Regions from separate parts of the Homo sapiens genome. Here regions 2 and 3 are each linked to region 1. Evidence: chromatin loops called from intact Hi-C (ENCODE). Cell type or tissue: CD14-positive monocyte. All regions are shown on one strand. Each heading gives the region's core, and the rest is flanking DNA. Links, peaks and the distances in the headings are about the cores only.

The links. A loop is a pair of places that touch in the nucleus more often than their neighbours do. Peaks named below come from ENCODE experiments on the same cell type or tissue, not always from the same donor. Only the 100,000 strongest peaks of a DNase experiment are listed, where the experiment ranks them.
Region 2: a loop joins it to region 1, with 4 times the contacts of the local background. A loop is called at or near these places in 2 of 110 quality-filtered maps.
Region 3: it touches region 1 in a loop (4-fold over the local background); 3 of 110 quality-filtered maps call a loop at or near these places.

What each region holds. Positions count from the first base shown.
Region 1 is chr2:229,326,509-229,337,261 of GRCh38, reverse strand. No RefSeq gene overlaps it. Among named protein-coding and RNA genes, the nearest start is that of PID1, 61 kb to the right of the region's middle. RefSeq lists an enhancer at 5,554-6,634. In CD14-positive monocyte, for the core only: no CTCF peak of the experiment used is centred there; DNase peaks (open chromatin) are centred at 3,641 and 6,101; H3K4me3 peaks cover 1,353 bases; H3K27ac peaks cover 5,741 bases.
Region 2 is chr2:229,277,049-229,287,801 of GRCh38, reverse strand. No RefSeq gene overlaps it. Among named protein-coding and RNA genes, the nearest start is that of PID1, 11 kb to the right of the region's middle. In CD14-positive monocyte, for the core only: no CTCF peak of the experiment used is centred there; a DNase peak (open chromatin) is centred at 4,471; H3K27ac peaks cover 1,759 bases.
Region 3 is chr2:229,410,547-229,421,299 of GRCh38, reverse strand. It overlaps DNER (delta/notch like EGF repeat containing), which reads left to right. Exons shown (of 13, transcript NM_139072.4): 9 at 3,070-3,192. It overlaps LOC107985994 (a long non-coding RNA gene), which reads left to right and starts at 10,050. Exons shown (of 3, transcript XR_001739917.2): 1 at 10,050-10,753. RefSeq lists a silencer at 7,766-7,984. In CD14-positive monocyte, for the core only: CTCF peaks have their summits at 4,390 and 4,594; DNase peaks (open chromatin) are centred at 4,769 and 5,059; H3K4me3 peaks cover 2,186 bases; H3K27ac peaks cover 5,002 bases.

The DNA.
Region 1 (10,753 bases), core at 1,879-9,878:
ATCAGAGAGATGGGTTGTGAGTGGGTTGGTGATAGAGGGAGACTGTTACATTTTCTAGACCCAAATTTATTAGCCTCATTGTATTAGGTTGGCACAAAAGTAATTGTGTTTTTTGCCATTACTGTTGTGCCAACCTAATAGCATCATCTGCATTATCTTGGAGTTGGTTTAAAAAATGCAGAATTTGACCAGGTGTGGTGGCTCACGCCTGTAATCCCAGCACTTTGGGAGGCTGAGGTGGGTGGATCACCTAAGGTCAGGAGTTTGAGACCAGCCTGACCAATATAGTTGAAACCCTGTCTCTACTAAAAATACAAAAATTACCTGGGCATGGTGTCGTGCACCTGTAGTCCCAGCTACTTGGGAGACTGAAAAGGGAGAATTGCTTGAATCTGGGAGGCGGAGGTTGCAGTGAGCCGAGATCGCACCACTGCACTCCAGCCTGAGTGACAGAGCAAGACTCAGTCTCAAAAAATAAAAAATATAAATAAATAAATAAATAAATAAATAAATAAATAAATAAATAATGCAGAATTTCAGGCCTCACCCCCAGACCTTCTGCTTGGAATCCACAGTATAACAAGATTCTCAGGTGTGTTGAATACACATTACATGTTGAGAGAGGCATTGTTTTAGACAAGCCTGGGTTGACTGAAACATTAAAATCACCATGTATTACTTTCATAACATGTGAATGAAATTTTTAAAAATTATCTGAAAATGTAAGTGTTTATAAATAGTAATTATCTATATAATTTTTGCTGTAACTGTTACTTTAATCCAAGCAAGTTTCTACTGCCTGTGAAATATCTCTGCAGAGAACCAGAGAGCAAGTTGGGCCTGAATTGCGTCTGCTGAACACATTCTAGGTCTAGCCATTTCCCTGATCCACATCAGTCCCAACTCTTCCACCATCCTGTGTCTGCCTGTCCCTCCCAATCCGTCCCCACAGAATCAGGACTGAGTGTGCCTGCCAGATGTGTGCATGTCGCTTGGGGCCATGGTAGCTGCGTGCTCAGGCTCAGATGATGACCTGGAATATGAGCAGCTCTTCCGTGAGCTGACCACGTTTGCTGAGCACTAGAAAAGCTTTGCAGAGTTTGGTCTGGTCAGTTAGAAATCTGGCTAGACCAGGGAAATGCTATGGTTTACTGGATTGTAAATAACATTGAACAGATCCCTTCTTCTAGCAGTTTCCAAAATAGTCTGTCATAGGCTGCTCAGTGCCCTGGGGAATTTTCAGTGCAGGGCGAAGCCAGGCTCTGTTGGTTTTGCTAATAGGATAAACAGTTCTCCTCCGACTTGCAGACTGGCAGCAACCCCACTGCAGCTCCCCCTGGGCCCTCCCACATCCTGTGAACCATCCTCCAGGAGAGGTAGAGGGTTCCAGAGGTAGGGGCATAGAGTGGGATCGGAGAGTTTGTAAGTCTGGATCTCATGCAGGAATCTTACTTTTAAAGAGAGAAGAGGGGTCCTTAAAATGAATAATGGAATATTATTTTAAAAGTCCAGGGCTGTATCTGTTGAGCACCCTTGAAAACCAACCCCACACTTACCTGTATGGTCCTTAATTCCCGGATCCTGGTGAGAAACAATCCATAGTGAAATGCTGGGGCTTAATGGAGTGTTAACCACTCACAGGGTTAAGGCGGGCCCAAGCCCGATTAGCAGAATGCAGGATGAAATCTTCACCTCCATGGAGAAGGAGACTGTCACCCTGGATGACCTAGCCTGGCTGCTCCTGCTGGTCTGACAAAGATGAATGAGAGGACAAGTTCTGCTTTTGATGAGACTCAGTGAGGTGATGTCTGCATTTTATTTAAGGTCACAAGCAAACACTTTGCTCTTGCCAGAAACCAATGTGTAAACACGACCGCAGAAGAAACACGCATCCTAGGAAGGACCAGTCTGTTGACGCTTGGAAAACTGATCAGACCCCCACATCGAGAGCTCTGTTCTCTCAGATTCTGCAGGGTTTACTTATTATTTTATTTTATTTTATTTTGAGACAGAGTCTCGCTCTGTTGCCCAGGCTGGAGTGTGGTGGCATGATCTCGGCTCACTGCAACCTCCGCTTCCCAGGTTCAAGCGATTCTCATGCCTCGGCCTCCCAGGTAGCTGGGATTACAGGCCGATGCCACCATGCCCTGCTAATTTTTATATTTTTAGTAGAGATGGCTTTTGCCATGTTGGCCAGGCTGGTCTTGAACTCCTGGCCTCAAGTGATCCACCTGCCTTGGCCTCCCAAAATGCTAAGATTACAGGCCTGAGCCACTGTGTCTGGCTCTGCAGTGTTTATTTTTAACCCAGTTTCTGATCTGAATGTTCTTCAATTAAAACAAAATGCCCTTTTAATTTCAAAAAGTTGCATTTCCCTCAAAGAAAATGTCTGTTGTCCTCTGGTTCATTGCCTGAGAATAAGCCACATTCTCTGAAGTAAGAGCAGAAAGTGAATGCAGGCAGTCTCATTCTGGTGTGAACTGAGGGTTGGTGCGGAGAAAAGAGGCACTAACATGGGGAAGGGGCAACCGCTGGCATCTTCCAGCTCCGTCCCACATGAGTTCCTGGTGGCATTTTGTTGGGACATGGTCTCTGGGCTAATCTGGAAGAGATGGAAAATGAACTCAATTCTGTCATCATGTGTTACAGAGAAATTCCCCAAACAGCAGGTTGTCCCATGTCCATGCATAGGCTGCCCCTGCATCCCTGGAACACCCAGTGCCCTCCTCTGTGTCACTTTCTCCCTAATCTGGCCACCTCTGTCTGAACAGTTTACACTCTTCTCATACTGATTGCTCCCCTCACTCCCAGACAGTGCTAGTCTCAGCAGGGCATCACATTTAAAGAAAAACTAGCTCAGCAGAATACGAAACCATGGGAGACAACTTATATCTTTATTATAGCCTGTTGAGGAAACACCTAAAGCTGTGATGTGTGTTAGGGGCAGGCATGGGGGCAAAGAAATAGCAAAGTTTCTTAAAAATTATCTGTTGGAGGCCGGGCGTGGTGGCTCAAGCCTGTAATCCCAGCACTTTGGGAGGCCGAGGCGGGCGGACCACGAGGTCAGGAGATGGAGACCATCCTGGCTAATCCGGTGAAACCTCGTCTCTACTAAAAATACAAAAAAATTAGCCGGGCATGGTGGCGGGCGCCTGTAGTCCCGGCTACTTGGGAGGCTGAACCTGGGAGGCAGAGCTTGCAGTGAGCCGAGATCGCGCCACTGCCCCACTATCTGTTGGGGCTGGGCTTGGTGGCTCATGCCTGTAATCCCAGCACTTTGGGAAGTCAAGGCTGGTGGATCACTTGAGGTCAGGAGTTCAAGACCAGCCTGGCCAACATGGTGAAACCCCATCTCTACTAAAAATATAAAAATTAGCCAGGTCTGGTGGTGGATGCCTGTAATCCCAGCTACTTGGGAGGCTGAGGCACAAGAACCGCTTGAACCCGGGAGACAGAGATTGCGTTGCAGTGAGCCAGCATGGTGCCACTGCACTCCAGCCTGGGTGACAGAGTGAGACTCAGTTTCAAGAAAAAAAAAAGTCCTCTGTTGGCACTTTGGTTACTCTCAGTATCTTTCATTTGCATTTCACCCCTTCCCCCTCAAATGCAGCTCTCAATGAAAGCATTCGCCAAATGTGGCCGGATAGTTCCTTTACTGTAGTTTCACAGTTGTCAGAATAAAGAACCAGCAGGCCTGAGTTTCACTCTCTACCCTCCCATTCCCAGCGGTGTGTTTCTGGGTACATTACCTAATCTTTTTTCCACATCTATAAGATGGGGACAAAGATTACATGAGCTGATACCTGTAAAGCACTTAGAACCACGCCTAGCATCTGGTAAGTGTGGTAATGTGTTTGCTGTAATTATTATTCATTTGGCCTCCCGCCAATCTATTCTTCTCACCAGCTAGTCTTATCTTTCCTTTCAAAAGTAAAATCCCTTGGGCACTCTATCTTCTTATTTTCCACCTCCCAGTACCCTAGATATGTCTACTAACGTGGGGGTGAGAATGCAGAGAAGAAGAAGCAATGGAGCCTCACATAGCAATACTTTTCCTCCAGTCAATCTGCATTCTAAACTCCTATTCATTCTTTAAAAGGCAGACAGACATCACCTTCTTTGGGTGACCTCTTTTGGTCTTCCAGAGAGAGCCCCTTCCTTCCTTTTCTTTTTCTATTTTTTTTTAGAATCAGAGTCTCACTCTGTCACCAAGGCTGGAGGTGGAGTGGAGTGGTGCCATCATAGCTCATTGCAGCCTCCAATTCCTGGTCTCAAGCGATCCTCTCACCTCAGCCTCCCGAGTAGCTGGGACTACACGTGTGTGCCACCACACCTGCCTAATTATTTTTAGAGATGGGGTCTTGCCATGTTGCCCAGGCTTGTCTGAAATTCCTGGCCTCAAGCAATCCTCTCTCCTTGGCCTCCTGAGTTGCTGGGATTATAGGCGTAACTCCTTTTTAATGAACCATATCTGCACATCTTTCTCCTACTGCGCATGTTACGTGGAGTTGAGATTATTTGCTTGCCTTTTTATCAGCAACGCTAAACTGTGAACACCTTGAGGTGGAACATCTATGTTTTTTAGCACAAGGGCAGCATTTGGCACACAGAAGGAGGTCCATACATTTGGTTGAATGGAATTGAATGAGACCCTTAGTTACTTAGGGGAAAGGCAGAGGTGCTGTGAATTTGGTGGGGTGTGTGGCTACAGAGGATGGCATCACATAGAACTATGGGGTTGTCTATAGGGGAAGGTCACATGGAATTGCTTGGCACTTGGGATAGAGATGTTTCTAACTGCAGCAATTATGCTCTGAAGGGCTCCTCTCCCTGAACACGAGATTAATGAGTGCTATTGACAGCAAATATGATAATTATCTAATGATATTCATAAGTGTCTGAAATACTTGGCACTGTGCCTGTGACAACTTGGGAGCCATTTTCCATTTACATCTTAAAGTGAATCTAACTCATTTAAAAATAATAACAAACCGACCACCGTTGATAAAAACCATAGGTTAGATAAGCATTTAGTCTCCTCTACTGCCCCTCTGCAATTATGCATATGGAGGCTTCCAATCCTAAGCAGAGGCAAAGCCTTCCCCCGCTGACTGAATTTAGTCTCTAAGAAGACTGGCAATGGGAGCAAACTAAGGCCTCTTTAGAACCTGCATTGTTAGAGAGCCAAGCTTTTAATTAAAATACAACTGGGTACAAACCTGTACAGAAGCCATACTTAAGGGAGACACAAGTTTTGCAACCTCACCCCAGCAGTCTTACGTTGGGAGCAGGTGGTGCTGGAGGGCAGACACATTGGAGGTGCTGGAAGAAGGTGGTCGTGACTGGTGGGGCAGGTAGGGGTCACCATTCCACGTTGAGGTCCAGGATGATAGAAGTGCTTCAGGGGCAAGGAGAGGTCCTTCACTAAGGTAGACCATGCACTCAGATGTTGCCCACGGAGAAGGTAGTATGGGGTCAACATCTGCCAAAGGACTATCTAGCTGGAGTCTCAGAAAGACAGGAAAGTGAGTTCTCCAGAAGAAGAGGGTTAGGCCACAGTTCTTACGGATTCAGGTGCAAAAGATGTGATTTACCCCTCGATACTTAAGTACAAAAACGTCAGGTGTTTTCCTGAATCAAATTTAGCCTGACTTAGGTCTTAGCCTTCTCTTTTTGATAATGTACAAAATGCCAGAACTTACACAATCTTGAAATGTTGATAAAGAGCCTGGGGTCTCTGGTGGCCACTGAGCTACTCAGGAAATAGGCAGCAAGGCTCATCAGAAGATGTGGGAAGAGAGGGACCAGGTGATTTGCCCAGAGTCTCACAGCAGGTAGGTGGGCCAAGACTCACACACGGCACTTTTGTCTCTTACCAGCCCAGGCCATTTGTCTTCTCTCCTCCTCCTTGTGCCAAATCCATTCAACAGAATAGGTGCTCTCAGTGAGTCTCTAGTGGAGAAGTTTTCAAGTAGCCACACAGCAATTACGCAGTGCCAGCAATTGTCATATCAGCCCTAAGAAAGGTTTTGAAAGCTGCAGTGAAAGGACTCCACGTCTCCAAGTCTCGTGCTCAGAGAGTTCAGAAACCAAATAGGAAGTGAAACCACAGGACCATCTGCAAGAGAAAAAAATAAAGAAATGAGGAAGCCAGGAGGGGGAAGCATGGAAATGAACCCTGACCAGGGTACTGATGACAGTTAAATAAGGGCAAGACTTGATGAACGATGGGAAGTCTTGGTTGTATTAAGAACCAAAGGTTACTTCAACAAGCATTTACGGAGTGACTTTCCTGTGCCAAATCCTATGCGAGGTGCTGAGGATATAAAGATTAATTAGACCTCCAGCTCATTGCTGAGTCCAGAGACTATAGTATTTCACAGATTCAATCACAGATATCTGTACAAGGCACAGAACCCATTAGGAAGAAAGAGTGATTTCATAGCTCATGGGGTGAATGAAGGCATAGCTCATATGCCAGCTGTCTGCTGTCCTTTGAAATAAATAAAACATTTTATTTATTTCAAAGGACAGCTGGAAATATTTTATTTACTTATTTTTATTTAATGTACTTCATCAAAAATAATTAACTCCAGGCCCCTAGCTCATGATTAGGGAACAGCCAATGGACTCTCCAAAATTTCTGGCAACTTCCAGGGTCTCACAGGCTCACAGTTCCTTCTGACTCTGAGAACCCAACAGAGGTCAGACTCACAAGACCATGTGTCTCACTTTCTACAGCTTTTCTTTCCTGTGCTCCATTCTGACCCAGATATGGATCTCATCCTTTTTCTACAAAAAGCTTTCACACAAGCTGGAGTTGGATTAAAAAATAATAGTATGGCGAGGCACGGTGGCTCACGCCTGTAATCTCAGCACTTTGGGAGGCTAAGGCAGGCAATCACTTGATATCAGGAGCTTGAGAGAAGCCTGGCCAACATGGTGAAACCCCATCTCTACTAAAAATACAAAAATTGCCAGGCACAGTGGTGCGTGCCTGTAATCCCAGCTACTTGGGAGGCTGAGGCAGGAGAATCACTTGAATCTGGGAGACAGTGGTTGCAGTGAGCTGAGATCGCACCACTGCACTCCAGCCTGGGCAACAGAATGAGACTTTGTCTCAAAAAAAAAAAAAAAAGAAAAGAAAAAAAACACCCAAAAAAGTATGGAGATGAACACTAAAGAATAGGAATAAATCACCCCCAGTCAGAATTGGCATTGGCTGTTAAAAGTTTCATGTGACTACTTTACCAGCTGAAAATCAGCTCTTCACACAAGGCACATGTAGGTCAACTGAATTTAATGAAAATATGTGAACATGGCTTTTCCACTTAAATGACTGAAAATCTAATATGACTTAGTCCTATCTTTAAAAGTATTTCAGCCTTCTCACCATGGGAATTCTTCACTGGCCAACTTGCCCAGAAAACTGCTACCTTCCTCCATCGCTGCTTGATCATCTTTCCTCCAGAGCCTCTTTACCAATCCATGACCAGCATTTTTCCAAAATTCATTTTAATTAGGTACAATTTCTATACAATAAGATAAGATGCACCCATTTTAAGAGTGCAGTTTGATGAGGTTTGACAAAAGTATAAACCTATTTAACCAACACAATCAGTATCTAGAACATAGCCGCCATCCAAAAAGCTTCTTTACGTCCATTTGTGGTATCTTTCCCACCTCTGCTTCCAGGCATGCATTGATCTGTGTTTGGCTGTCTACTTAAGTCTATGTATTTTATGACATACAAATGGGATCATACAGTATGTACTCTTTTGTGTCTATGAATCACTTTATGAGTTTTAACAAAGCAGTTGCCCATGATTGCTCCTTTTTATTATTTAGTAGCATTCCATTGAACAAATATACTACAATTTGTTTATCCATTCACCTGCTGATGGACATTTGAGCCTTTCCCCTTTTTGATGATTACAAACGATGCTATGAACATATTTGTACAAGTCTTTGCATGGAAATACGTCCTTATTTCTCTTGAGTGAATACCTAGCAGTAAAACTATTGAGTTGTATAGCTAAGTGTGTATTTAACTTTATAAGAAATTGTCAAACTGATTTCCAAATAAGTTGTTCAATTTTACATTTCCTCAAGCGATGCACAGCATTTCCAAATACTCTACGTCCTCATCAAAATTGGGTATTGTCAGTGTTTTTAATTGGGTATGTCAGATACCATACTTATCACCCACTTGGGTGCACAACTATAGTGTCTCATTATTATTTTAATTTGACTAATGATGTTGAGCATCTTTTCCAGTGTTTCTTGGCCATTTATATATATTCTTCATGAAATGTCTGATCAAATCTTTGCCCATTTAAAAAATTGGGTTGTCTTTTTATTATTAATTTATAGCATTTCTTTATATACTCTGAACACCTGGCCTTTGTCATTTATCTGTTTTGTATCTATTTTTTTCCAGTCTGTGGCTCACCTTTTCATTTTCTTGTTGCAGTCTTTGGAAGGCATATGTCTTTATTTTTTATACAGTCCAAATTATATTTTTTTCTTTTATGATTTATATGCTCTGTCTTCTCTCCAAGAAATCTGCCTTCCTCCAAATCATGAAGATTTTTTCTTGCATTTGTTTCTTATAGATGACTTTAATAGATTAGCCTTTACATTTAAGTCTACAATACTGTGATTGAGTTAATATTTGCAAATGGTGTAAAGTAAGAGACAATGTTCATTTTCTTCCAAATGAATATATAGTACCATTTGTTGGAAAGAAAATCCTTTTGAATAGCTTTGATATCTTTGCCAAAAACCAGCTGATGATCTGATTGGTTCTCTTTCTTGACTCTGTTTTGGCCACGTTGATCTAAATGACCATCCTCACACCAGTGCCACTGTCTTTATTACCGTAACTATACTGTTTTGAAATCAGCTGGTGTTAGTTATATAACTCTGCCCATTCCTTTCAATATTATTTTGGCAATTCTAGGTACTTTTGTTTTTTATATACATTTTAGAATCAGCCTGCCAATTTCTAAAAACAAAACCTTCTGGGGTTGCCTTAAATCTATGGGTCAGTTTGGGTTGAAATAACATATGACCAATATTGAATCCTCAAATCCACAAATATGATGTATGTGTCCATTTTTCAAAGGTCTCCTTTAATTTCTTTCAGCAATTTTATATAGTTTTCAGAGTATGAGACTTCCACATGTGTTATTGAATTTGTCAGTAATGATTTCATGTTTTGATGCTTCTATAAAACTTCATGTTTGACATTTCATTTGCAAACTATTTGTTGTGATTATATAGAAAGATAATTGATTTTTATGTATTTCAGGCTACACGTTTTCTTGAAATTTTAAAAGAATTTTCTGTACTCATCATTATGTCATCTTTCAGTAAATGCAGCCTTCTTTGTCTCCATTCTTTCTGCTTTTTAGTTCCTACTGAACTCTCTAGGACTTCCAGGACAATGCTGCATGGAAGTAGTGTTGGTATATATCCTTGCCTTATTCTTCATCATAGAGGAAAAAGCATTCAGTGTGTCACTGTTAAGCATATTATTGAACACTTTTCATATATTCCTTTTATCAGGTTTAAGAAATTCCCTTCCATTTTTAGTTTATGAGAATTTTGCCATAAATAAGTGTTTAATTCTGTTAAAAGTCTTTTCTGCATACAATAAGGTGGTCATATGATTTTTTTTAACCTTTATTCTGTTAATATGGTTGAATTTATATTGACTGGTTTTCTAATGTTAAACTACCCTTTTATTCCAGGGATAAACCATATTTGAACATGAAATACTTTTCTTTTTATGTATTGATGGGTTTTTTTGCTAATATTTGGTTAAATATTTTTGAGTCTACATTCATGAGAGCTACTGGTTTGCTATTTTCTTATAGTATTTTTCTTGTTTTTCTCTGATTTTGAAAGATTTCTGTAGAATTGGTATAATTTACTGTTTACTTTTATGATGAAATTTACTGGTAAAATCATTTGGCCTTAAGTTTTCTTTGTAGAGTTTTAAAATGATAAATTCAACTTGTTTGATAGCTATAGGCTATTCAGGTTTTCTATTTCTTCTTTGGCCCTGGTCCTATTTAATTTTTATATATCTTGAGATTAGCTATCTAGAAATCTTTTGGTTATTGGGTTCTGATTTCAGTTCTCTGTAATTAATCTTTATTATTTCAGCCTATTACATTTATTCAGAATTTTAAAATGATTCAGCATATAATCTATATTGGAAAATTTTCTTTAGGCATTGAAAATAATGTGTATTGGAAAGAATGTGTATTCTACTATAGTTGAATAAAATGTTCCATAAATGTTAGTTAGGTCAAGTTGCTTGATAAGATTATTCTCATTGATTTTCTGGTTTCTTGTTCTTTCAATTACTGAGAGAGCAGTATTGAAATCTTTAACTATAATTGTGTATTTATTTCTACTTTTAGGTCAGATTTTGCATCACTTATATTACATCTCTTTAATTAGGTGTATATACTGTTAGGAGTGACGTCTCTTTAATTAGGTGTATTCACTGTTAGGAGTGATATGTCTGCCTGATGGATTGATTCTGCTTATCATTATGAAAACAATTTTTTACCCCTGATAATTTTTTCTTATAGCCTATGTTGCCCATTACTGATACAGCTATGCCAGCTTTCTTCTCATTAGTGTCTTAGTCCATTCAGACTGCTATAACCAAATACCATAGACTGAGTGGCTTAAAAACAACAGAAATTTTTTTCTTATGGTTCTGGAGGCTGGGAAG
Region 2 (10,753 bases), core at 1,010-9,009, 49 kb after region 1:
TCTGTCATTTGTGGACATTATGGAGAGCAGAGCTGTCCTCTCTGGTGGGCTGAGATGAGAGAGTCTGTATGAACCAGTATACCCAAAATAATTAATAGTTAACTCCCTAATGGCTTCAAAAAATCAGTAGTCAAATCTCCTATTTGGGTTGACTGTTCAGATCAGAGTCAAAAAAGCTCATACACTGCTAATTTTCATTATTCCCTTTTTAATCTAATTTTCATAATTCCCTTGTCATATAACTGTTGAAGAAATCTGGTCATTTGTTCTACAGTGTCCACATTCTGAGTTTTGTTGATTGAATTCCAATGGTTTGCTTAAAGTGCTTTTTTGTCCCCCATATCTTCTACAAAATGGTGGTTAGGTCTAGACCAGCACTGTCCAACAGAATTGTAATTCAAGCCACATATGTAATTGCAAATTTTCCAGTAGATATCTAAAGAGAGTACTAAGAATCAGATGGAATTAATTTCATAATAGCTTTATTAAAGATAATTGACATAGAATAAACTGAACATATTTAAAGTGTACAATTTGAAACCATCACCAGAATCAAGATATTGAATATATCCACCACCCCCATGAATGCTACTTATGACATTTGTTCATAAGTCTTTTATGGACACAATCTTTCTTTTCTTTTGGGTAAGTACCTAGGAGTGAAATGACTGGGTCATATGGTAGGTATAGGTTGAAGATTTTAGAAAACAGCTAAACTCTTCTCCACAGTGAGTGTACCATTTGACATTCCCACAAGCAGTAAGTCAGATTGATTTTAATATTATGCAGTATTTTAACTCAGTATATCCACAATATTATCATTTTAATATATACTATATTAAAATATTAATAAAGTATTTTACTTTTTGTACTAAGTATTCAAAATCCCATGTGTATTTTACCCTTATAACATATCTCAGTTCAAATTAGCCACACTTCAATTGCTTAGAAAATAATGTACAGGGCTGATCTAGATGCTTTATCTGATTGCTGTTTTTTTAAGACAAAAATCCTTAATTGTTGGTGTTTGCTTCTATAGACGAGTCTCTGGTCTCTTCCTTTTATGGTATTTAGTTTATTTGGTGTATGCAGATGCTAACAAACTGAATTATACCTTATAAATCCTTCATTAGTATTTTACATAATGCTTTTAGCAGAAACTAAATTTTTTTCTAGATTCATCGTTTCATTGAGGATTGAAAAATGTTATTTCTTATTTATTAGCTGAAATGCTTGAAAAACAACAAAAACCCTTAGCCACATCAACAATTTGTTTATCTTAAGTATAGTTTGTGTAGGTAAGTCAAGAGAAATGCTTGATTCTTTCTCTTTATTTACCAATTGTCATTTTTTGTTATTATTCTTTCCAGCTTTATTAAAGTATAATTGACAAATATAACTACATATTCAAGGTATACAATGAGAAGACTTGTTATATGTATACATTGTGAAATTATTACCATAAATAAATTAACGGACACATCCATCATCACAATTAGTTACCATTTTGTATGTGTGTGTATGTGTGTATTCCCTGTCTCTTGGCACCACACTATGTATATTGTTCTTTACTCTTTGTTTCTTGTTTAGCAATGTATCCTGGAGAACACCATAGCTTATAGAGATAGTCTTTTACAGATGTATAGTATTTCCTTGTGTGGATGTACCATTGTTTATTAATCAATTCCATATTAATAAGCATTTGAATTGCTTCCTTTCTTTTCGCATTACAAAAGCACTGTCATAAATAACCTGTGTATGTATCTTTTCATATTTTGCCAGGATATCTTTGAGATTGCATCCCAGAGGTAGGATTCTTGGGTCAATGGCCATATGGATATACAATTTTGGCAGATGTTGCCAAATTCCTGTACACAGGGATTGTGCTATTTGCATTCCCACCAGCAAAGCACAAAAATACTTGTTTCTCTACAACCTCATCAATATGTTATAAAAATATATTCTATTTTGCCAATCTAATAGTGACAAGTGATATCTTTATGTAGTTTTAATTCATTTTTTTCCATTATGAGCAAGATTGACCATCTTTTCACATTTTAAGAGCCATTTACATTTTTTTTTCTGTGAACAGTTTGCTCATATATCCTGTTTGGTGTTCTTTGAGTTATTGCCCTTTTTCTCTATTTTATAAGTTCTTTATACATTAGGAATATTAGCACTTTTCTGTGGTTAATTTTCAAATATGTTTTTCAGCTTTTATTTGTCACTTATCAATAAATAATTTGCTTACAAAACTTTTTGCTATAAAAAATTTTCTAAAGATATTGTGTCTTGTCAAATTTATAATTTTTTTATTTTCTAAATTTTGAATCATAGAAAATTTATCCTATAGTGAAATTCATTTATATTTTCTTTCATACTCATATAGATTTTATATTTTACCTATTTAAATCTCTCTTGTATTTTACATTTATCTCAATGTACCAAAAAAGAATAAATCTAGTTTTTATCTTTTTTCCATCTGGCTACTCAGTTATTCAAGTACCACTTTTTAAAAAGTTGATTATTTTCCCACCAATTTGAGATGCTATCCTTATTGTACACTAAATTTCTATATGCATTTGGGTCTGTTTCAGTATTTGTTGTTTTGTTCTGTTGGTATTTTTGTATGTTTAAGAGTCAATGCTATGAGGCTTTATAATATGTTTTAATATCTGCTAAGGCTAGACTTCTCTCCCGGCCTTATATTTTCCGAGAAATTTTCTTCCTATTTTTTTTCAAATGATAATTTAACATCTAATAAGTATCAGGATGAAAAATATAAACCTACACACTAAATTTCTTGTCCACCATGATTGGCATAAAAATGATGAGTTCTTAAAGTAGGATAAATGTGGGTTGAAAATGTATGTAAAAAACTTTCATGAAATTAGAAGCAGAATTAAAAAGCAGTATAAATTATATTTTTAAAAATCAAGAAGGTAAAAATAAATATCAATAAGAAATTATTGAATGAAAAAGTAAATATCAAGCTAAAAATTATACAGAAGTCAAATATAACATATATAATATGTATAATAATACTTTTAATACTATTTATTTACTAATAAGTCTGTGGTAAATAAGGTTTCAGATTTTTTGAAAATGCAAAAGAAGGAAAATGATATTAAAATATTAACAGTAAGAGTAATATGTCAGTGAACTATAAACAATAAAGAGCAAGAAATCAAAGTAAATATAATTAGATAGGAACAAACAAGATATCTTAAATTTCATAGAGAATTATTTTATATTTGTAAAATTAGAATTACTAGTAAATAACAGTAGTACTGAAACTATGATCCAAGTAATATTGCAATGACATTTATGTCTCAAAAAATGTTTAACATATGTGGAGAAAAATGACATAAACATGATAGAAATGGGACATTTTGATTCTAAAAGTCATTCTGGAAGAAAAGGTAAGGAAACAGAAAAATTAAATAATTACAAAGTAAGATTAAAAGACATATTACAGTGTGTATTGCTAAAAGCAAGAGTATATTTCTCCTGAAGCACATATGAAGCATTTTCATAATAGGCCAAATATTCACATATACAAAACCGTAATAATAATAATTTATTATAATATACAGTAGTATAACATTGTCTGATTGTAATACAATAAAAATAGAAATAAATAATATAAACTTGAAATATTTTGACAACTCAGGCCCAAAAATGCTGTCTAAATAAGTGTATGTTTTATAGAATTATGAAGAACATTTTAACTAAAATGTATGAGATGTATAAAAAGTATAATCAGAAAAAAATTATTGCCTTAAAGCCTTTTTGGCATTCAATAGCAAGCATATTTAAAACTATTTGTCTTATATGGGAATCTTAAAAGAATAAAACTGTGACTTACAGTGAAAAAATATTATTAGAGGATGGTATAAGGGACATAAACAATAAAACCAAAAATTCTCTGACCATTGTAATCAATAAGTAACTGAAGCAAAATTAGAAGTTGGAAAGGGAATAGCACTTAAACATAGAGATTTAATATTTATTACCTATGGTAATAAATTTTGAAATTAAATATGCAGCAGACAGTTGCATTAAAAAGAGGGATATGAACAGATAACTTATAAAAGAAATACAACTATTTTAATATCAGAAAAATGTTCAATTTCAGTTATAATTGAATAAATGCACACTAAAATAATAAAGCATTTTGTTTTTAAAGTTGTTAATAGAGTTGAATGAAAATATCCAATGCTAATGATGACATGATATTCTCATATTTTGCTGCTGACTGTATATTTTCACAATCTTTTTTGGAGACAATTTGGTAACATGTACTAAGAGTCATAAAAGTATTCATATTGTTTGCATAATTCTTGGGGAATATTTTTTAAGATTAAAACACATTGAGAAATTGGGGGATGACTATTCTCGTACTCTTTGCTGGATTTACGTCAACGTAGTTTTAGGAATTGCTTAAGTGAAAAAGGGATTCCGTACAGTCACTCAGGAACTGGCTCAAAAGACAGTCTGTGGTCAGTGCCAAACCACAGAAAGGGAGTGAGCTCAGACGATGATAAAAGAAAGGCCAGTGCCAAGACTCAACCCAGGGATGTGGAGTGCAGGTCTTAGGAGTAGAGGAGACTTTGGAACCACCACATTGGGCCATTTTCCTTACCTGAGCCCTGGTGGATGGTAGTCAACAGCCTGTGCTTTGGAGACTGACTAGCAATGTTTGAATCCTGGCTTATTAGCTCTGTGTGACTCTGTATAAACTTACTGTGCTTCAATTACCTGTTTCATAGGGTAGAGGTAATATAGTGCCTGGAGTTGTTGATAGGACTAATGAGATAATATATTTCAGATATGCACAGCTCAGTGGCTGGCACAATTTGACCACTAGATAAACCCTGGGTCTTATTTGTTGCAATATATCTGCCAGAGATTCTAGAGGTCTGGTCCTAGCCTACCACTAACTAGCCAGTTGAGTTTTTACACATCAGTTAATCTTTCAGAGAGTTGGATTGTATTAGATGGTCTCTCAGGTCCTTCTAGACTTAGAAATTTGTTGATGAGACAGTCCTGTCTAGCCTAGTGCCTAAGAACTTGAACTACTGGAGCCAGACATGCCTACATATGAATTCCAGCTATGTCTTTTGCTAGCATTGTGAGTTGAGGTATATTATTTAATGCTTCTATGCCTCAGTTTTGTCATTTGCAAAATGGGACTCATAAGAGCGCCTACATCATAGGGTTGTTGTGAGGATCCAAGCGGTGGTAGAAGTAAGACGCAGAGCCAAGTGGCTTGCAAAGATAAGGGTTTACCAGAAGGTGGGTTGGTGTAAAAGCAATTGTAGTTTTGCCATTAAAAGTAAACGTAATAGCTGTTAGGTTGGTGCAAAAGGAATTGTGGTTTTTCCATTAAACTGTAATTACTTTTGCGCCAACCTATTAGTGATTGTTATTATGGTTTGAACATGGTTAGAATCACACTACCACGGTTTCTGGGCATTGGTAGGGACATTAGAAATACAATCATTCCGATTTCAAATATTCTATCCATTGTCCACATAAACTATAATCTGTGCTGAGAATTCAAGTACTATTTCACGGGAAAATTTCTTGCTACTAGGTAGGTACAGAATTCCGAGTAATCCCAATACTCAGAAAATAAGGTTACTGTTTTTTTTTTATTTTTGGCTCAGAAAATAAAGTTACTGTTCTTAGCAATCACTCGCTATACATTTAAACCATGGCTAGAGGACAGCTAGATGGATGTTAGGCAGAAATGAGGGTCAAGGATGATAACATCCTATGGAAAATACGACAGGATAAATGGAACTGGACTCACAAATGGAACCCATTAGGTGGAATCCCACTGAAGTAGTTTGTGTTTGAAATTATCCAGTTCTAGGGAAACTTGTCGGGACTGATACTACCACCACTAGCAGTATAACAATGATGTTCTTAGCAACCAAGGATTCATTATTTTATGGGATGAGATTTCCTTTTTGCCTTCTACCAACATATTAGGATATAAAATAACTTCTAATCTCGCTCCTTAACCTTATGCACCATATTTGGAGTTGGAGATCCCCAAAGGGCAAATCACACAGCTACTCCTATTCTGAAAATAGATTTGAATGATGGTGAAGAAATGTGAAGCAGTCATGGGCCTTAAAGAATCCCATTAGTGTTATTGATGTACTACATTATATACTTTTAATGGGATCATTAGCCAAAGAATAGAATAATAAAATTTTAAAGCTCGAGCAGAGCTTAGAGGTAAACGAATCCAAATCATTTATTTTACAGATGAAGACAATGAGACTGAGAGGTGAAGTGACTTTCTCAAAGTCACCTGGTGCTGTAGTGGCAGGGATGGGGCTGGTATCCAGACCCGGACTCTGCACACACGCCTGTCCTTATTGATGTTTGAAGACCATAAGCTTTCTTACATTTCATGAGGACATCACAGGACAGTGATTAAGGAGGAATGTTTATGATGTTTATAAATTCATGTTAAACATACCGTAGATTAACAAAGCAAGGACTCTTTCCTTATCCACTCTTATAATATTAATGATCCTTTCAGTGGGTGGAGGGGAATCTCAGAATTGCAAAATGATGGATCTCAACCCTGAAGCTAAATAGTGAAAGGCTCAGTAACTCGCCAGAGACTAAAACTTGGAAACATTTCCACTGTATCCCTTAATTCCACACAATGTTCTAAAACTGGATTTTTAATTCCATTGAAGAATTATATATCAGAGAAGGAAAGATGAGAACATTGACTCACTGTAGGTAGCCCAAGGAAGCAAGGGTGACTGCCTGCTGACTGCAGCGATCGTAGTGGGAACATGGAGGGCCCAATGTTTAATGTATTGTCAGTAGGACAGAATATGACCCTCCATTAAAATATTCAAAATTTAAAAATTCTAGAACATTGTATTTATGTAAAGATTAAGTGGGACTGTTTCTGTGGTTTTAGTTTCCGGTGAGCTTTTGGAATGATAATTGAACTCAGGTCTGTCTGACTCTGGAGGCTCCAGGTTTCTTACAGGTCTCTTTCCCTGAGGAAGCTTATAAGGAAAGATGAGTGGGAGTCAGCACAGCCTCATCAATGCACCGTGACCTGGAGTCAAGGCCCCACTGATGCGCATCATCTCCCTCCTTAGTTACCCATTCCAGGTTTGATTCAACCTCGGCTGGCAACCCAGCTGGTCTTAGCAGTTCACTTGATGAGATGACCCGGGCCATCATACCTGAAGGGACCTCAACTCCTGGTCACCATGTCCTTCTCAGGCCATGACTGCTGCATTTATTTATTTACTGTTAAAACTGGGCAGGGGAGTTCTAAGAGATACCCTAGTGTATCACATGAATGTCAAAATGAAGGCCTCCCTGCCTGTGTTTATAGGAGCAGCCCTACATCCTCTCCATAATGCAGGTCAATGACCCCTGCAGCAGGATCAGTATTTTTCTTGACTGCTGACCTCTCAGCATGTGAAATCAGAAGTAACTGGGCATGGCTATCACTTAAATCAAAAATAATTTTTAAAATAAATTCTTTTGAGGTATAATTTACATGAAATTAAATGCATGTGCATTAAGTGTACAGTTTGGTGAGTTTTGATTCATCACCATCACAATAAAAATCAGGAATATTTCCATTATTTCAGAAAGCTCCCTCATGTCCACTTGTATTCAATTACCACCCGCCCCCTGGGATTCCCCACCTCCAATCCTAAGAAACTACTAATCTTCTTTCCATCACTATGTGTCTATATATAAGCTTTGCCTGTTCTAGAATTTAATATTAATGGAATTATATAATATGGAGTCTTTTGTATCTAGTTTCTTTTGCTCAGCATAATGTTTTTAAAAATAATTTTAAGTTCCAGAATACATGTGCAGGATGTGCAGATTTGTTACATAGGTAAACGTGTGCCATGGTGCTCTGCTCCACCTATTAACCCATCACCTAGGTAGTAAGCCCCGCATGCATCAGCTATTTATCCTGGTGCTCTCCCTCCTGCAGCCTCCTGCAGCACCACCCCCCACAGGCCCCAGTGTGTGTTGTTCCTCTCCCTGTGTCCATGTGTTCTCACTGTTCATCTCCCACTTACAAGTAAGAACATGTGGTGTTTGGGTTTCTGTTCCTGCTTTAATTTGCTGAGGATGATGGCTTCGAGCTCCATCCTGGTCCCCGCAAAGGACATGATCTCATTCCTTTTTATGGCTGCTTAGTATTCCATGGTGTAGAGGTACCACATTTTCTTTATCCAGTCTATCATTGCTAGGCATTTGGGTTGATTCCGTGTCTTTGCAATTGTGAATAGGGCTGCAATGACCGTACGCCTGCCTATATCTTTAAAATAGAATGATTTATATTCCTGTGGCTATATACCCAGTAATGGGATTGCTGGGTCAAACGGTATTTCTGGTTCTAGATCCTTCAGGACTCACCACATTGTCTTCCATGATGGTTAACCTAATTTACACTCCCACCAACAGTGTAAAAGCATTCCTATTTCTCCACAGCCTTCCCAGCATCTCTTCTTTCTTGACTTTTTAATAATAGCCATTCTGACTGGCGTGAGATGGTATCTTATTGTGGTTTTGATTTCCATTTCTCTAATGGTCAGTGATGTTGAGCTTTTTAAAGTAATCAACATAATGTTTTTAAGGTTCATCCATGTCATTGCATTTGCTCGTGGCATGTTCCCTTTTACTGCTGAGAAGTATTCTACCGTAAGGACGTACCACAATATGTTCGGCTATTTACCTGTTGATCAATGCTTAGGTTGTTTACAATTTGGCCTATGATGAATAAAGCTGCTATAAATACTTGCATCTTTGTGTGGACATATGTTCTCATTTTTCTTGGGTAAACACCTAGAAGTGGAATTGCTGGGTCATATGATAAGCATATGCTCAACTTTATAAGAAACTACCAAACCGTTTTCTGAAATGGTTGTGCCATTTTATGTTCCAAGCAGCAATGCTGAAAAGTCCCCATGAGATGGCTCTTTCTTTTTTCCAGATTCTTAAGGCAGAAGCTTAGATAACTGATCGTAGACATCTTTTCTTTTCTAAATATAAGTTCTAAATTCTTCTTGAATACTGCTTTTGCTGCATACAACATTTCTGATAGGCTGGTTGTTTATTATTATTTAACTAAACATATTTTTAAATTTTCTTTGTGATTTTTTTCTTTAAACCACAGATTATTTAATAGTGTATTGTTTAATTTCTAAATATTTGCAGATTTTCCAAAGCATCTCTCTGTTATCCATGTCTAAGTTAATTCTGTTGTGGTCAGAGACCATATTTTGTATGATTCCAATTCTCTTAAAGTTACTAAGACTTGTGTTATGAAGCAGTGTATGGTCTATATTAGTGAATGTCCATTTGCACTTTAAAAGAGTGTGTATTCTGCTTTTGTCATGTGCAGTGTTTTATAAAAATCAATTATGTTAAAATAGTTATCTTGCAAAGCAGAGTTAGATGCATCTTTCACGAGCAAGGAAAGCGGCACTACTCTCAATAGAGAAGTGGGCCATTTCTCAAGGTGCAGAGAGATGGAAGAACCTGGGAGCTCAAGATTTCCAAAGGGCAGAAACCTGTGTTCACAACCTAAGCCTCAGGGTTTCACTCCTTCCCATTAAAGGTTCTGAACTTGCCACAACACTTACTGGACTGGTGAATTCAATCTTCTCTGGAGCTCCACTGTCTGTATAATGAATTCCTGGACCTGATCCTCAGCTTTCTCCCTCATTTAGCTGCAGGAGATGAGGGTCTCTGTATATGCTGCAAAGGAGCACCCTGGCTTTCATACGAGCCATAATCACTAGCAGCATTTCCATGTCTTTCTCTGATGCATCCACAGCACTCAGCAATAACCATCTGACTCTGTAATCCTTATAATTACTATTTCCCCTAAGTCTCTCTAATGCTTGGGGGCAGTGCACCTATCAGCACATTTCCTTCCATTTGTATTCCATTTCAGTTCACCACTGGTGAAAGGTTTAACAATAGCCCTGCTACCCTACCACCTCCCAGCAGTGAGCAGTACTCTACCTGCTACTATCCAGTGGGTGGTCCAGCTTCCAAATGCCTACTTAAGAATCTGGAAGCAAATGAGGAATTTTGAATGAGAAGAGAAGCTGGACTCTTGAGGCAGCTGCAACTGAGATTTGGCTGATCCAATAGGAGGCTCTAGAGTAGGGATGGCCCTCCACGATTGTCCCCCATTGAGGCCTTCACACCCCCACACTAGCCGGCCTTTGGAGGTGGGTTGCATCAAGGGAGGGAGCAAAACCTTGAGCAAGTCAGCTCTCTTTGGCCGAAGGCAATGCCAAGAGAGGGACTCAGACGGGGTCACTGGCTCACACTCCCAGCATCATCTGATGTTCCTGGCTGCTGAGGCAATGAACTCAGTGCTCCTGAAGGGGGTATCTGGATGGCACGCTGCAACATCCACTACACCACTACCAACAGATAAATCCTGAATGTTTTCAGCACTTTAAGAGGTCATTGATGATTTCCTGCTTTCTTGCTGCCACTTACAATATGACCAGTAAAAACAGAGGACAGACTATATAGCCACAGTTTTTGCAGTACTCTTCCTGCAATCCAGGTAGAGCTTGTTAAAGATGAAGATTTCATTTATCCTTACCTCTCTCCAATTCTTATCCATAGGGTCACCAACTTTATCTACACCACTCCCTTATGATTTTATGATGGAGTAGTCCTGTGGATCTCTGAATGAAATGCAGAGAAA
Region 3 (10,753 bases), core at 1,033-9,032, 85 kb before region 1:
AAATAGCAGCTCTCCATTTTTCCCCTTCCGCAGACCCTGGCAATCATCATCATTCTACTTTCTGCTTCTGTGAGTTTGACTATTTTAAAAATACATCATATAGGTGGAACCATACAGTATTTGTCCTTCTGTGACTGGCTTATTTCATGTAATGTAATGTCCTGAAGGTTCATCCATATTGTAGCACATGACAAGATTTTCTTCCTTTTTAAGGCTGAATAATATTCCATTGTATTATGTACCACTTTTGCTTGACCTGTCCGTTCTTCTGTCAATGGACATCAAGTTGTTTGTACTTCTTGGTTATTGTGAATAATGCTGCAATGAACATGAGAGTGCTATTACCTTCTCCAGATCCTGTTTTCGATTCTTTTGGTTGAGTACCCAGCAATGGAATTGCTGGATCATGTGGTGGTTCTATTTTTTATTTTTTGAGGAACCTCTGTAGTTTTTCATAGCAGCTGTACCATTTTACCTTCCTACCAACAGTGCACAAAGGTTCCAATTTCTTCAAATCTGCCCCAACACTTGTTATTTTCTGTTTTTGTTTGTTTTGTTTTGTTTTTTATAATGGCCATCCTAATGGGTGTGAAGTGATATTTTGTTATGATTTTAATTTGCATTTCCCTGATTTTTAGTGATGTTGATTAGTGATGTTATTTTCATATGCCTGTTGGCCATTTGTATTATTTTGTACCTTACATAACTGCCAACTCAAAATGGACTAAAAGCTTAGATGTAAGGCCTGGAAGTATAAAACTTCTAGAAGAAAACGTAGGGGAAAAACTTCATAACATTGGCCTTAGGAATGACTTCTTGGATATGATATCCGAGGTACAGGCAACAAAAGCACAAATATACAAGTGGTGCTTCAAACTTAAAAGGTTCTGCATAACAAAGGAACAATCAACAGCATGAAAAGGTGACCTATGGAATGGCAGAAAATATTTGCAAACAATACATTTGATAAGGGGTTAATATCCAAAACTCTTGTTAAAAGAAAGATCTTTCATTGAATCTAAATCAAGAATCAGCAAACTTGTTCTGCGCAAAGGGCCAGACAGTAAATATTTAGGCTTTGCAGGCCATATGGTCTCTGTTGCAACCACTCAGTCCTCTGTTGTAGTGTTAAAACGGCCATAGACAATATGTAAATGCATGACTGTGGCTGTGTCCCAATAAAACTTTATTTGCAAAAACAGGCTGGGATAGATTTCATCTGTGGGCCATAGTTTGCTGACCCCTGGTCTAGAACAGAGTTTCTCAACCTGGCTGTATTGTTATTTTTTTCTGGATAGTCTTGTTGTGAGAGGCTGTCCTGCGCAGCCTCCTGTAGAACTGTAGGATGCTTAGCAGCACTCTTGACTCTGCCTACTAGATGCCAGCAGCAACCCCTCCCCCTGCCTCCAGTTGTGACAACGAAAAATGTCTCCAAACATTTTCAAATGTCCTTTGGGGGACAAAATTGCTGCTAGTTGAGTACCTCTTATCTACATGATGAAAATAATCTAATGAAGGGTAATAGAAATATTTCCCTAAAGTTACAAAAAGTAGGGTAACATACTACTTTTCAGAAGAATTGAAAACTATAGTATATTTGTCTTAGGTAGGTCAAGGGCTCCTCAAAGGGGCCATTATCACAACCTAAATTTGGAAAGCTGTTCAAAAACAACTGAAATGGCAACATATTTGAAAAGTGCTCTGTTAATAATGCAAATATGAGCTTAACCTACTTTTATGATAGGCACAAGAAACAAAGCAGTTCAACATATTAGCATGTTCTAATGGGACTTTCTGAGTTTGAGAGTTGGTTGTGAGCTGGAAAGGCTAGGGAAAAGCTAGTAGTTCTAATTCCTACTTGGATAAGGGCTTATTTTTTCTGCTTATCTGAATTCAGAACGAACACAGTCAGTGTGACTTTTGAAAACACTCACATGTTTTTCATTGTTTGGACAGGGCTGGACAAAAATGGCCTGGTTTCACTGCAAATTGGCAGTAACACATGTTTTCAAAAGTTGAAAACAGCATAACCCTCATGAATGAATCTCAAAGAATGTTGTCTTCTTGTCCTTTAGAATAAACACCTGTTTTGCAAATAGGAGGGTAAAATCCACTTTATCAAGAAATTGTGGGTTTATTTTCTCTTCACTCACATGATTATTTCTTTAGTAATTTAAACATTTAGGTACAATTTAAAATATTATAATTTATATAATCATATCTTTAAACAAGCAATAACAACAAAAATACCCTCACATTTCATCAATAATTTCAGTTAAGCATTTTGAGCTAATTTTCTTTTCTGACTTGAAAAGGAAATACAGATATACTTTTCTAATGTGGCTCTCACACTTTTTGTTTTCTTTTGTTTTTTTTTTGAGATGGAGTTTTGCTCTTGTCGCCCAGGCTGGAGTGCAGTGGTACAATCTTGGCTCACTGCAACCTCTGCCTCCCAGGTTCAAGTGATTCTCCTGCCTCAGCCTACTGAGTAGCTGGGATTACAGGCGCCCGCCACCACGCCTGGCTAATTTTTTGTATTTTTAGTAGAGACAGAGTTTCACCATGTTGGCCAGGCTGGTCTCGAACTCCTGAGCTCAAGTGATCAACCTGCCTCGGTATCCCAAAGTGCTGGGATTACCAGCACTTTGTGGTGGCATGAGCCACCACACCGAGCCAGGTTCTCACTCTTGAAGGGAGCTGTTTGCTCCTCCCCTGCCGTAAATCCTGCTCATTCACTATCTCTGATGGCCACAGCAGACACACTCAGTGACTGGATCACCCTAACACCAGCACTGTTGGATGCACTATGATGAAAATGTCAGTGGATAAATGGAATCACTTCTTTTATACTTGGGATCATGAAAAAGTGTGATAAGAACAGGCGCTTTCTTCATAGCCTTCCCCCAAATCCACCTTTCAACTTTACCCCAAGAGATCTAGCTCCTGAAATCCCATCTGTTTATACCATACTTTCTAATGAATACCCCCAACTGCCTTCCTTGCAGGCTGGTCCCGCGTGGGTTGTAAATGGGATGCATTTGACAGTGGGCCTTTCTCTCTGTCCCTCAGGTTACCATGGCCTCTACTGTGAGGAGGAATATAATGAGTGCCTCTCCGCTCCATGCCTGAATGCAGCCACCTGCAGGGACCTCGTTAATGGCTATGAGTGTGTGTGCCTGGCAGAATACAAAGGTGAGAGGCCGCCTGGCCTTCCTGTGCCAGAATGGCTCTAAATGACGTCATGTATTTCTCAGTGTAAATGCATAAACCTCTAATTGGACCATGAATTGTTCAGAATAACAATCAAATGCTGAAGCTGGCATGATTAATCGGTCCAAGGAGACCAATTTGCAAGTCTCTGGTTTCTTCCTGATAGATTGAGAAACAACCCCCTTTCCTGTCCTGTTCTTTGTGGATCCTCGCTTTCTTTTTTATTGAATGTGTAAAAAGCTGAAAACAAAAAGTAATATTAAGATGGACTGTCAGACATAGGTTAGAGACCATGGCTGTGAAAACTGTGGAAGAGGAAGGATGCCGTCCTATAAAGCTTCTTATGCAGAGATAGAATGCTGTGCTTTCTTGGGGAGGAGGCAGGCGGAGTCCCATGTATCAGCAAGTAAGTTAATGCTTATTAAAAACAGGCGACATTGACAGAGTGTTTCCAATGTGTGGACCCCGTTCTAACCCCTAATGTGCATAGCTCACTAAATCCCCCCGAGAACCCTATGAGGTGGACAGTAATGCTCTTCCCCTATAAGCCTGGTCAGCGTGGTTCCTAAAGCCCTTTCCCAGCATCTTCACTGGCCTCTGGCCACGTTTTGTGGATGGCAAGGCTTCCTGGAGCCCAGATATCCTCAGACGGCCCTGTTCCAGGAGAACCTATTTATCAGCTGTTGCACACATTTCTCTAAGCCATAACTACGGGGCCGGGTTTAGATTTTGGAATGCGTTTGTGGGCTCTATTTATAGCCATTTCATTCAACCGCTTGCTCCTATTGCTGCTTGCTTGATGCCATCCACCTGGCTGGAGACCTTGCATTGCCCTCACCGTTGCTTCTCTTTGGATGAACCTACCTTTATTTAGTAACCTTTTTGGCAAGTCTCATGGCCTTGTAGGCTACACTGAAAACTTGATTAAGCTCCTGGATAAGAGGGCTGAAGCTGGGCCAGGTCTTGACTTTGTGTTCCACAGATCTGATGCTTCTGTTGGAGTATGACGTTCGGTTAGAACCAAACTCCACTAACATCTACCAGGACACAACAGCAGATGTGCTGGCTTCATTCTCAGGCTTCTCAGTTCTGAGTCTATCTATCTATTACCTTTCTCTCTACATATCTTCAACCTCCTTCTTTCCCCTTGCTCCTTTCCATGTGTATAAATATTTTCATGGATTTCTTACTCTGAACAAATGAAGATTCTAGGAAGATGGCAGCTCACATTGACATTCAATATCTCTGATCCCTCCTGACTCTCTGCTAGGGATGGCTCAATAAGGTAGATGACCCTGAATGGGGTCATCTGAAGATTTGGGGTCTCAAGAAAGGGTATGTGTGCTGGGAGCCTTTGCTTAACCACAAGAACAGGGGATGAGGGCTCCAGAGAGAACTGATGACTCAATGAACAGATTAGTCCAAAAAAATCCTTCAGCTTATAGAGAGGAAGTGCATGCTGTAATTGTGCTGCGTCTGACCCTAGGAGGCAGAGGGGTGTACTGATCTCATGGCTACGGGCTGCTGTCTAAGGAAATTGCACAGTAGGCTGAGCTGGCCCCCCCATTTTTTGTGGCCTTGAGAACACCAAACTGGGAGGCCTCTCTCTGCCTCATGCCTTAGTACACAGGGCCCCATTGGCTGCCCATCCATCCCTGAAGGGGAATGTGTTATGTTGTCTGTCTCTGCCAAGATTTCCACCCACTAGCCTGGCCAGTACACTAGCCCACGCCAGCAACTCAGAGAGGGAGAAAAGTTTTGGGAAATAAAAACAAAAATTGCAACAACAGCTCTAAACACTCAAGAAAGGAAGTGAAGAAAGTAATGTACACTACTCAAAATTGAATTTGGATCTGAATAAAAAGGAGGAACTAGTGCATGAGAGAATCAAAATATGAGGAAGTGGAAACCACGAGTGAAAAGACAGGAAACATGGAGAAAAGATTTGAGAGATCTGCTTCTGCCTGAGCGATGGGTGCTCCAGAAGAAGGAGCATGTGGAAATAGAAGCAGAATTAACTAACTCCTAGAAGGAGGTGTCTGTGAGGTGAAGAAAGTCTTATTTTCAAATAGAATGGGCTCACAGGGCAGTAATGGGATTAATGAAGGAGATGATACACAATTTGAGATTTCCTGGTAAAATTTGTAACTGCAAGGATAAAGAGAATTTTTTACAAGATTCTTCGAAGGGATCACAGGTTACATACAGAAGAAAGAGAATCAAATCGGCATTGTACTGCCCCTCTCTATCATGAGGTAAAGAATAGCAGAGCAGCGTTTCAGACTTTTAAATGAAAAGGACTAGGAGTTTGTTGTTTATATTTGAGGGCAAAAGAAAGACATTGCCATACATTCAAGGATACAGAAAATATAGCACCCTATACCCTAAGATAAGTACCTTAATAAGCATCGCCACCAAATAGGAACTAAATCAAAACAAAGATATCCAGATAGGGGAAGATGGAGAATGGAAGGAAGAGATGTATGCCTTTAAATGCAGGCATAAATCTAAATATTTGATATTTATGTGATTGTGAATGGTAATATAATGGTGAAGGAAAGTCTCTTGAAAAAAGTAGATCCGCCTTCTGTATCAGCTATCTATTGCTGCATAACAAATCAGTACCCGGTACTGGCTTAAACAACATGCTTTTATTACCTAACAGTTTCCTAGGTCCAGGTGTGGCTTAGTCAATTCCCAGCTCAGGGGCTCACAAGGGTGAAAGCCAGGTATTGACTGACTGAGCTCTCATCTGAGGCTTGAATAGTGAGAAATCAGCTTCCAAGTCCCCTTAGGTTATTGGCAGAACTTATATCCTCGTGGCTGTAGGATTTGTGACAGCTTGCTCTTTGAAAGCTAGCAACTATGACAGAGACCCCACTGCTTCCAGTCTTGAACTTCCGGGAAGGCCTGGACTTTTTTTTTTTGTGATGGAGTTTCACTCTCATTGCCCAGGCTGGAGTGCAATGGTGTGATCTCGGCTCACACCAACCTCCACCTCCTGGGTTCAAGCGATTCTCCTGCCTCAGCCTCCTGAGTAGCTGGGATTACAGGCATTCACCACCATGCCCAGCTGATTTTGGATTTTTAGTAGAGACAAAGTTTCTCCATGTTGGTCAGGCTGGTCTTGAACTCCCGACCTCAGGTGATCCACCTGTCTTGGCCTCCCGAAGTGCTGGGATTGCAGACATGAGCCACTGCACCCAGCCTGGACCCTCTTAAAGGTCTCACCTGGTTAGGCCAGGCCCACCTGGGAGGAACTCAAAGTCAACTGATTAGGGACCTTAATTGCATCTTCAAAATGTCTTAACTGCCATTTGCTCTTGGTTGGAAGCTCACACTCAAAGGGAGGGAATTACACAAGGGTGTGACTCCCTAGGGGTCACTCTAGGCTGTGTCCACCACTCTTGCTCTTAAGGAAAAATTTCAACAAGTAAAGTGGTTTCATATTATTTAAAACAAAGCCATGTGTTGAAGGGGGTGAGGATAGGAAAGACTGAAAGGCATACAAGTGTGTTAAACATTTCACTCCTGGCTTGGTGTGGTGGCTCGCACCTGTAATCCCAACACTTTGGGAAGCTGCAGTGGGCAGATCACCTGAAGTCAGGAGTTCAAGACCAGACAGTGAAATCCCGTCTCTACTAAAAATACGAAAATTAGCCAGGTGTGGTGGCGGGTGCCTGTAATCTCAGCTACTCAGGAGGCTGAGGCACGGGAACTGCTTGAACCTGGGAGGTAGACGTTGCAGTGAGCTGAGATCACACCACTGCACTCCAGCCTGGGTGACAAATCCAATGGGCAGATAAAGTGTTTATTTAATTTTAGTATATTTATAAAGACTTTTAGGTTTAGGTTTAAATAAGGCTGCTGAAAACAGGGAGGTAAACCCTAGTAATGTAGCAGTAAATGGTAGAACTTCTAAACTAAGAGTGGTGGGGACATGGGGAGGGTAGGTAGAAGGAATTAAAGGAGAGACAGGAGGATCTAATCATGCTCTTCCACCCAGAGGAAGAGTGAGGGGAAGTGAGAGGCCACATGATCCTGTGCTTTTCTCTCCGTGGGGGGATGGACATTTTCCCCCTTTTGGAAATATTTTTGCCAATATATATTTACATATCGTATGTCTGTATACATTCAGGAAACTGTCAGATGGATGGGTTTAAATTCCTAACTAGTACTTACCTGGAGTTAGAACTTAGATAGGTAGTATTTTAGGGATAAAGTTAAGCTTTAACTTTTTACTTTATATATATACTTTTTAAGTGGTAATTTTTACTGCTTAATATTGATATTTTTTAAACTATATATATAGTTTTTATATTTTTAGGAGGATATATATAATATAACTATATATAACACTATATATATAACACCCTCTCTATGTATATATATTTATCCTCCTAAAAAGAATGAGTGCAATAGGGAGTCAGCCAAATATATAGCTAAGAACATTTTGAAAAAGGAAAAAAGGCCGGGGGCGGTGGCTCACACCTGTAATCCTAGCACTTTGGGAGGCTGAGGCCGGCAGATAATGAGGTCAGGAGTTCGAGACCAGCCTGGCTAACATGGTGAAACCCCATCTCTACTAAAAATACAAAAATTAGCCAGGCGCTGTGGCACATGCCTGTAGTCCCAGCTACTCAGGGGGCTGAGGCAGGAGAATCACTTGAACCCGGGAGGCGGAGATTGCAGTGAGCTGAGATCGTGCCATTGCATTCCAGCCTGGGTGACAGAGCGAGACTCCGTCAAAAAAAAAAAAAAAAAAAAAGAAGAAGAAAAAGAAAAAGAAAAGCAATGAGGGGGAACTTCTGCCAGATGTTGAAAAACCCACTATAATGCTGCAATTATTGTTACATTCATATATTACCCTAGCAAGAATGGACAGATAACCAAAACTGAAGAATGGCCCAGAAACCATTGTCTATAATAATAATGTAAGACTCTTAGAGAGGAATTGCTAGGAATGAGAAGGGAATTCTTTTCAAATAAGCCCTTCTAGAAAAACTGGGCTGCTAAAGAAAAAAAAAGTTCTTAGACTTCTAAGTAAATTCCATATAAATAATAATTTTAAAAACCTCTTCTTTGACTTTTTGTGTCCCTGCTGTGCTTAAAGTCCCTTTCTTCCCTTTTGCTTTTTCAACCATGGCTCTTGGCCCTTGTCCACATCATTCCACTAAAAGAGGTTTCAGGAAAATTCATGGTGAAGTAATTGAAGTCATTTGGTGAAATCTATGAAGCCTCCCCTTCCACTTCTGACTCAGCCAGCGTTCCTGTCCCTTTGCCCCACTGAGCCCTGGGGTCCCTCTTGCACGTCGCCTTGCTGTGTCTTCTGCAACTTCATTCCTGACGGGGTTCTCCTCTCTGCCCTCACTAAGTCTTGGTCTCCCAGATGCCATGAATGACGTGGGTCTCCAGGCCCCTTTCTCTCTCCCTCCTCTTTGCTTTCATCCACTCCTATGGCTGTATCCACTGTCTGAAATGTTGACCCCCAAAGAGATGTGGCTTCTTCCTCCTTTAACTCTCTATTTTCTTTCTATTTGCCATGACAATTATGTTTAGCCTTGTATTAAATTCTTTTTGGTTTCAGACTTTCTTCTTCCCTATACTAAATCATAAGCTCTGGAAAGACAGTGACTACATAGGCTCTTTTTCTTTTTAAATTCTCTACAGCTCTTACTATGGTGGCTCGCACAGAACAAATGCTCAATGGCTACCTTTACTTGAGTTAGAACTACTGTTTAACACATGAATTAAGTAAAGGAAACCAACTTAAACATTTTCATGGAATGTAAGTCTTCACTGTAGATTATGGAATTGTTAGAAAGCAAAATTCATGGAGGACCTCTGTGTAACCCGTCTTCAGACAAACCAAAATACTGCTGTGTCCTTCAAAACTAGTTCAAGCCTGGTTTGTGACGGAACGTCTAAGACTTTGTTAAGTGTTCATACCTCATATTGTCAAAAGGTTAAGGAACAGCCCCATAGTGATTGATTTTTATTTCTAGAAGATCCAATGAAATGATCAACAATATATATATTTGAAATTTTTGGTGATACAATTTAGAAAAAAAATTCGATTTTTAATTTTGAAAATAATATAACAATAATAAATATTTAGAAGAAAAGAGAAAATTCATAATTACTCATGTTTTTACAACATAACATGAGCCATAATAATCTGTGTTGCTTCCATTCTGATTTTAGTATCCATGTTTTTACTGTTCAATAATTGAGTATACCTACAATTTTATATTGTTCTGCTCACTCATAATAGGATATTATGTTTGATTTATGTATTGCTAGGAAGTCTTACTAGTTTTATTTTAAATGGCTTTGTAATGTTCCCATGAGAGAATACTTATCCATTGCTTTGTTGTTACATGTGATGTGGGGCTATTACAAATATTTCTGGAATTAATATCTTTACATTGTTTTCCTACTTTCCAGATTTCTTTCTAGGGATAGAGTCTCAGAAATGAGATCACTGGATTATAGATTTAATTACATTGTACATTGTACCTACTTTTTTTTTTGAAACAGAGTCTTGCTCTGTCACCCAGGCTGGAGTGCAATGGCGCTATCTTGGCTCACTGCAACTTCTGTCTCCCTGGTTCAAGCAATCCTCCTGTCTCGGCCTCCTGAGTAGCTGGGATTACAGGTGTGTGCCACCATGCCCGGCTAATTTTTGTATTTTTAGTAGAGACGGGGTTTCACCATGTTGGCCAGGCTGGTCTCGAACTCCTGACCTCAAGTGATCTGCCCGCGTTGGCCTCCCAAAGTGCTGGGATTACCGGCGTGAGCTACTCTGCCTGGCCTGTACCTACTTATTTATTTTTAAAGGCTACAGAAATTTTAATGGGAAGGAAGAGAACTCCTTCTTTGTTGGATAAAGTTATTGCCTTTGCTAGATTCCACTTAGCCAGGGAACAAGAATTTCTGGTTATTTTGTGCACCTAGTCCTTTCAAGTACTGTGATAAATACAAAAAGGATAAGTCAGAGTTTCTTCCTTCTTTGGGCTGTTATTTAACCAGACGAGCAGACTGAGTGACACACACAGGAATAATGAGGCTAAGGCTGAGATGTCAATTGTAATTTCTGAGATGGTTTAGAAAATGTTGAGATCTATAAAGATTGAAATACTGGAAAAAGTTTTCATAGAGGAAGTAAGTTTGGATGAAATGAGACGATGTCTTAAAGTAAATATTAAGTGTAATAACACTTCTTTACTGGCTTCGTTTCTTGGAGATAAAATATTGATTTTCATTTTTCAAATATTAATTGTAACTAAATTTGTTACAACAACAAAGACTTATAATTGGTGTACTGCTTTTTGAATTCTAGCTTATTTCAATTCTAAAATTAACTTCTGTAAAGAATGCTGTTGGAATCAAAGTCTTTTTAGAAACATTTCTTCTCCATCCCTTAATACGAAAAGTATGAATTTTTATTAGTTTTGACTGAATTACAGTTTATTTTTGCTTGAGACTAAACATCAGCTTTGTAATAGTACGTGCTGTGTCTTCTGCCAATGGGTGATGCATG